Regions from separate parts of the Homo sapiens genome. Here region 2 is linked to region 1. The links are chromatin contacts, found by Hi-C or POLR2A ChIA-PET in ENCODE. All regions are on one chromosome and are shown on one strand. Each heading gives the region's core, a stretch centred on a gene start or an enhancer-like site at or near the end of the contact. The rest is flanking DNA. Distances are from core to core; before and after follow the strand shown. Region 1 holds the start of COPS6 (COP9 signalosome subunit 6). Region 2 holds the start of MOSPD3 (motile sperm domain containing 3).

Evidence for each region. Hi-C counts contacts between places; a loop is a spot of excess contacts on that map. ChIA-PET counts read pairs that join two places held with the same protein, here RNA polymerase II (POLR2A). Pooled maps may share reads with other maps.
Region 2: a map of B cell shows a loop between it and region 1 (5-fold over the local background). The contact joins the promoter of MOSPD3 here to the promoter of COPS6 in region 1. A Hi-C loop is called at or near these places in 1 of 168 maps with a recorded cell type or tissue (B cell) and 6 of 50 pooled maps. POLR2A ChIA-PET finds 5 or more read pairs at or near these places in 1 of 52 experiments (A549).

What each region holds. Positions count from the first base shown.
Region 1 is chr7:100,087,473-100,090,339 of GRCh38, forward strand. COPS6 (COP9 signalosome subunit 6) reads left to right here and starts at 1,497. Exons shown (of 10, transcript NM_006833.5): 1 at 1,497-1,594; 2 at 1,818-1,943; 3 at 2,143-2,274. The coding sequence starts at 1,519. RefSeq lists enhancers at 1-310, 1,697-2,388, 1,895-2,867 and a silencer at 1,357-1,546.
Region 2 is chr7:100,610,839-100,613,804 of GRCh38, forward strand. MOSPD3 (motile sperm domain containing 3) reads left to right here and starts at 1,702. Exons shown (of 5, transcript NM_023948.5): 1 at 1,702-2,158; 2 at 2,356-2,431; 3 at 2,639-2,868. The coding sequence starts at 1,954. RefSeq lists an enhancer at 1,295-1,564 and a silencer at 1,685-1,744.

The sequences.
Region 1 (2,867 bases), core at 247-2,746:
GCTGGTCTCAAACTCCTGGGTTCAAGTGATCCTCCAACCTTGGCCTCCCAAAGTGCTAGGATTACAGGCGTGAGTCACCATGCCTGGCCTTGTGGAGTTATCTTCTTTCTTTCTTTCTTTCTTTCTTTTTTTTTTTTTTTTGAGATGGAGTCTCACTTTGTCTTGCCCGGGCTGGAGTGCAGTGGCGCGATCGCAGCTCACTGCAGCTTCCACCTCCCGGGTTCAAGCAATTCTCCTGCCTCAGGCTCCTGAGTAGCTGGGATTACAGGCGCCTGCCACCACGCCTGGCTAATTTTTGTATTTTTAGTAGAGATGGGGTTTCACCATGTTGGCTAGGCTCGTCTCAAACTGCTGACCTCAAGTGATTGTCTGGCCTCGGTCTCCCAAAATGCTGGTATTACAGGTGTGAGCCACCATGCCTGGCCTTGTGGGGTTATTTTCGAAAGTCCTTGAGATAATTCCTATCTCAGACATGCAAGCATGAGACCTTCTCCTTGGTGTTCTCATGGCTCCAATTTGTTTGGACCTGACAATGTGATTTTGTCCTGGTATCTGCAACTTTCACAAGATGGAGCAACTAACTCAACACCAGATTCCACCCCTAATTATTCCTTCATTCACTCAAAAAGTATCTAGGCTCCAATGTGTCAGGCACCGTGTTGGTCACAGGGGATACCATGATGAACAAGAGAAGGAACCACAGGCTTTTGAATGGGAAACTAAAGCATGTGAAAAACACACGGAGAGCTGGGTGCGGTGGCTCATGCCTGTAATCCCAGTGCTTTGGGAGGCTGAGGATGGAGGATCTCTTCTGCCCGGGAGTTGGAGACCAGCCTGGACAACCTAGTGAGACCCCCGTCTCTATCAAAATAAAAACAAATAATAAAATTAGCTGGGTGCGGTGGGGTGCGCCTGTAGTCCCAGCTACTCGGGAGGCTGAACTGGGAGGATCACTTGAGCCCAGGAGTTTGAGGGTGCAGTGAGCTGACATCAGGCCACTGCACTCCAGCCTGGGCGACAGAGCGAGACCCTGTCTCAAACAAAACAAAACAAACCACCACCACCACCAGACATGAGGGCCAGTGCAGCTGAAGCCTGAAGATCAAGGGCTAGAAGAGGCCAGGCCGGGGCCAGATCAGGCAGGGCCTTGCAGGTTGTGGTTAGTTGTTTGGATTTTATTGTGAGGGAAATAACACGACATGTCATTCCTTCTGCAACAGCCTTAAGAACTAGGCGTTCTTATCCCAATTTCACAGACGAGGACGATCAAGTCGTTAATTTGTCAAAGGTCACCCGCAGGCGACAGGCGGGGACAGGGTCTGGGAAAACCCGCTAGGCACCGAGGCCCAGAGGGCGTCGGGCGTCCCCGCACCGAGTGCCGCCCGCCGCGACCCGGGAACTGCCTGCTCCCCGGACGCCAGGCCCGCCGCACGCCGCGGGGACACCGAACATGCGCCGCTCGCCTTACGGAAGCCGGGAAGGAAGGGGGCGGGGCCGAGGCTGGCGGGCGCGGGGAAAATGGCGGCGGCGGCGGCGGCGGCTGCAGCTACGAACGGGACCGGAGGAAGCAGCGGGATGGAGGTGGATGCAGCAGGTAACGGGCCGTGCGGGGGTGGCTTCCGGAGACCTCCTTCAGGGGTTCGTTGAGGCCTCCCTGTGCTCCCGGGAGAAGGGAGGAGGGCGGAGCAGCAACATCTTTCCCTGGGATAAGTTACGGGAGGAAAGTGTGGCCCGGGCTCCGCCGTCCCCCACTGCCATCTCCAGGGAAGAACGTGGGGCCCGGACTCTCACCCTCTCTCCTTTCCCTCCACCCTTAGTAGTCCCCAGCGTGATGGCCTGCGGAGTGACTGGGAGTGTTTCCGTCGCTCTCCATCCCCTTGTCATTCTCAACATCTCAGACCACTGGATCCGCATGCGCTCCCAGGAGGGGCGGCCTGTGCAGGGTGAGTGTTGGGCATAGACTCCAGTCTCTTCTCCTTGCTCACCTCCCCCAGGCAGTGGTCTTTTCCCCTTCCTCTACTGGAGCCAATTCCCCCTCCCCCAAATCATCGTTTCCCCAATACATGGTTCCCACTGATCTCAGACCCTCAGGTCATAGAAGTTTCTTTACCCTCACCTTTTCCATGTCATTCTCTTTCCCAGTGATTGGGGCTCTGATTGGCAAGCAGGAGGGCCGAAATATCGAGGTGATGAACTCCTTTGAGCTGCTGTCCCACACCGTGGAAGAGAAGATTATCATTGACAAGGAATATTATTACACCAAGGAGGAGCAGTGTGAGAGTGGAATAGATGTGGGGAAGAGGAGTGGGAGTTAAAAAAAAAATGTACAGGGTGGGGAAGATGGAGAGGGTTGGAAAGAAACAGGAGAGGAGACCAAGAACAGGGGAGAAAAAGTGAAGAGTAGCTGGAGAGATCTCAGAAAAAGAAAACGTTCAGAGTTCTTTCTCAAAAGAAAGCAAAGGATGAGAGGAGACAGGATAGAAGGGAGTAGTTATTCTAAACTGAGCCAGGATTTGAGGAGGGAGGAGAGAAGCTGGTGAAAATACACCAGGAGCTTCACATTGAGGAAGGATGGTTTAAAGAATTACTATGTCAGGCCGGGCTCAGTGACTCATGCCTCTAATCCCAGCACTTTGGGAGGCCGAGGTGGGTGGATCATGAGGTCAGGAGTTCAAGACCAGCCTGGCAAACATAGTGAAACCCCACCTCTACTAAAAATACAAAAATTAGTCTGGCATGGTGGTGCGTGCCTGTAGTCCCAGCTACGCGGGATGCTGAGGCAGGAGAATTGCTTGAACCTGGGAGGCGGAGGTTGTGGTGAGCTGAGATCATGCCACTGCACTCCAGCCTGGGCAACAGAGCGAGAT
Region 2 (2,966 bases), core at 452-2,951, 520 kb after region 1:
GACAGCACAAGACTGTCTCAAAAAAAAAAAAAAAAAAAAAGAAAAAGAAAAAGAAAATGTAAAAGAGAACACGGGGATTCTACACAAGATGTTCAGAGGAGACTTTCAGATAAGATCAACTTTGTCTTTGCTCCATTGCTAACTGGGTGCCCTCAGAGACCCAGATTCTTCACCTTATCCAGGCTGTAAAAGGAGTTGAAGATTCGATGCAATTAAAGTGGCAGGGTTTAGCAAATCCTTTTTTAAAATATATAATTACTCAAACAACATGGGTTTGAAATCAGCAAATCTTAATTCCCTGTGCAAATGTGAGTGATTTCCCACGTCCCTCACAGGAAGGTGAGAAACAGGAGGCAAGACTTAGTCTGGAGTCCCAGATGGGAGGAACCTCCAACCCATAGAAAACAGACTTTGAGCCTGGGGAAGGAACAGTGGCTCTCATGCACTTTGGGAGGCTTAAGTGGGAGGATCGCTTGGGCCCAGGAGTTCGAGAACAGCCTGCAGAACATAGCGAGATCGTCTCTACAAAAAATTACAAAAAGCCAGGCATGGTGATGCACGCCTGTAATCCCAGCTACTCGGGAGGCTGAGGCAGGAGAATCGCTTGAACCCAGGAGTTGGAGGCTGCAGTGAGCAATGATAGCGCCACTGCACTCCAGCCTGGGCGACAGAGTGAGACTCTGTCTCTAAAAAAGCAAAAAAGAGGGCGGGCACGGTGGCTCACGCCTGTAATTACAGGACTTTGGGAGGCTGAGGCAAGTGGATCGCCTGAGGTCAGGAGTTCGAGACCAGCCTGACCAACATGGTGAAACCCCGTCTCTACTAAAAATACAAAGAATTACCCGGGCGTGATGGCGCACGCCTATAATCCCAGCTACTCGGGAGGCTGAGACAGGAGAATCGCTTGAACCCTGGAGGCGGTGGTTGCAGTGAGCCGAGATCGTGCCATTGCACTCCAGCCTGGGTGACAGAGCGAGACTTCGTCTCAAAAAAAAAAAAAAAAAAGCAAAGAAAACAGGCTTGGTTCCTGCAGAGGCTTCTAGAGCCTGGAATGAAGAGGAGGAAAAGGGCTTCCCGGTGGGAGATTGACTTGGACCATCTCAAGAATAGGGAGGAAAGAACAAAGCCCAGTTCGAAACCCCGCCCCCGGTTCTCTGAGTTACTTCAGGGCTCGAGTTCGAGCCAGTACAACTGTTACGTCACCGGAATCCAGCCAATCGCAGACGACAGAAGGAGGGCGTTGTTTGGTCTTTCAGCACACCAATCGGCGTATAGTTACGGCAGAAACAAAGACGTCCTAGCCAATGACAGAGGCCGTACGGCGGAAGTATAGAAAAGGACTCTCTGGAACATGGCAACATTAATCTGACCACAAGCTGACTGGCAGGTGCTTTAACCACAAGGTGGGCATCCTAACGCGAGCGACCGTTTTGAGGCAGAAGCCCGATGGGGCCCGTGTCCGAGCTTAGGGAGGGGCCGGAGACGCAAACACAGGTCTCCCAGGAAGCAGGCGGCGTCACAGGTCGCTCTGCAGGCGCCCGCTGCAGCGGGCGGAGTCTGGCTGGAGAGAGGAGGCGGGCGTCCGGGAACGCCCGGAAGGGGCGAGGCCAGCGGCGGGGCGGGGCTTATGGAGATCGTGAGCTGGGCGTGAGGAGAAGGCCGGGTTGGGAGCTGCGAGGGGCCGGGTTTAGCGGGGTGGGCGTGGCCGTCGAGGTGGGGCTCGGCGGGTCCGAAGGAACCTGGGGCAGAGCTGGAAGAGGAAAGGTCTTGGGGGCCCTGGGCCTGGGTCTGCGGGAGCCCCATCTAGCGGGGTTCCAAGGCGGCGGCGGCATCAGTCGAGGCCCTGCTCCGGGAGCTCATCTTGTCCCCTTTCGCCCCTCACGCCCCCCAGCTCTGACTCCAGGCCCTGTCCCCTGAGCTCTGCCCTCGGATGTCCGACCGCCCAGAGCCTGCATGCGCCGTGGGGCGCCCCAGGACCAGGAGCTGGTGGGTCCGGGGCCCCCTGGGCGGGGGTCCCGGGGCGCCCCTCCTCCCTTGGGACCCGTTGTCCCGGTCCTGGTCTTTCCCCCGGATCTAGTATTCAGGGCGGACCAGCGGAGCGGACCCCGACAGCTGCTGACCCTCTATAACCCCACAGGAACTGCGCTTCGCTTCCGAGGTAAAGGGATCGGCGCCTCGTGGGGGCTGGTGGCCGGACACTGGGGGGTTGTGTTGGCTGGAGGAGTCAGATGGGTAGGGTTGCACGTCCAGCTTTGGTGGACTGGGAAAGTCATGTCCAGCCTCCGGGGCAGAAGGCAGAGGGGACTTAAATGACCCACATGGCAGGGCTTGTCTGTGTGTGTCTCTATCCCCCAGTCCTGTGCACAGCACCTGCCAAATACACGGTGTTTGACGCAGAGGGATATGTGAAGCCCCAGTCTTGCATTGACATGTGAGTGAGCTGGGAGGGTGGGGAGGCTTGTGGAAGCCAGGGGTCGCTGCCACCTGTTGTCTGAGGTCTGAGACCTTGCCCCCTTTAACCTATTTGCCCTATCCTCTGCCTGTGCCCCTAAGGGAGAGACTTCTGGGGGGAGGCCCAGATTTCCTTGGATTACTGCCTCATTCACCCCAATGGGCTTCTCTCCTACCTTGGGACCAGTGTGATTCGCCATGTGGCACCCATTCCCAGCCACTATGATGTCCAGGACCGCTTCCGCATTGAGCTGTCTGAGGAAGGAGCTGAGGGCCGAGTGGTGGGACGCAAGGACATTACCTCCATTCTGAGAGCCCCAGCGTACCCCCTTGAGCTTCAGGGACAGCCAGATCCAGCGCCTCGCCCAGGGCCTCCTGCTGGGACACCACCACCCACGGCCAGACACTTCCAGGAGCGTGAGTTGGGAGACTGGGATCTTGAGTTCTGTAGGGAGGGAGGAACTAGCATTTCCCTAGAGATGAGATAAATTGGATTTGAAGAAGTCTCCTGGTTC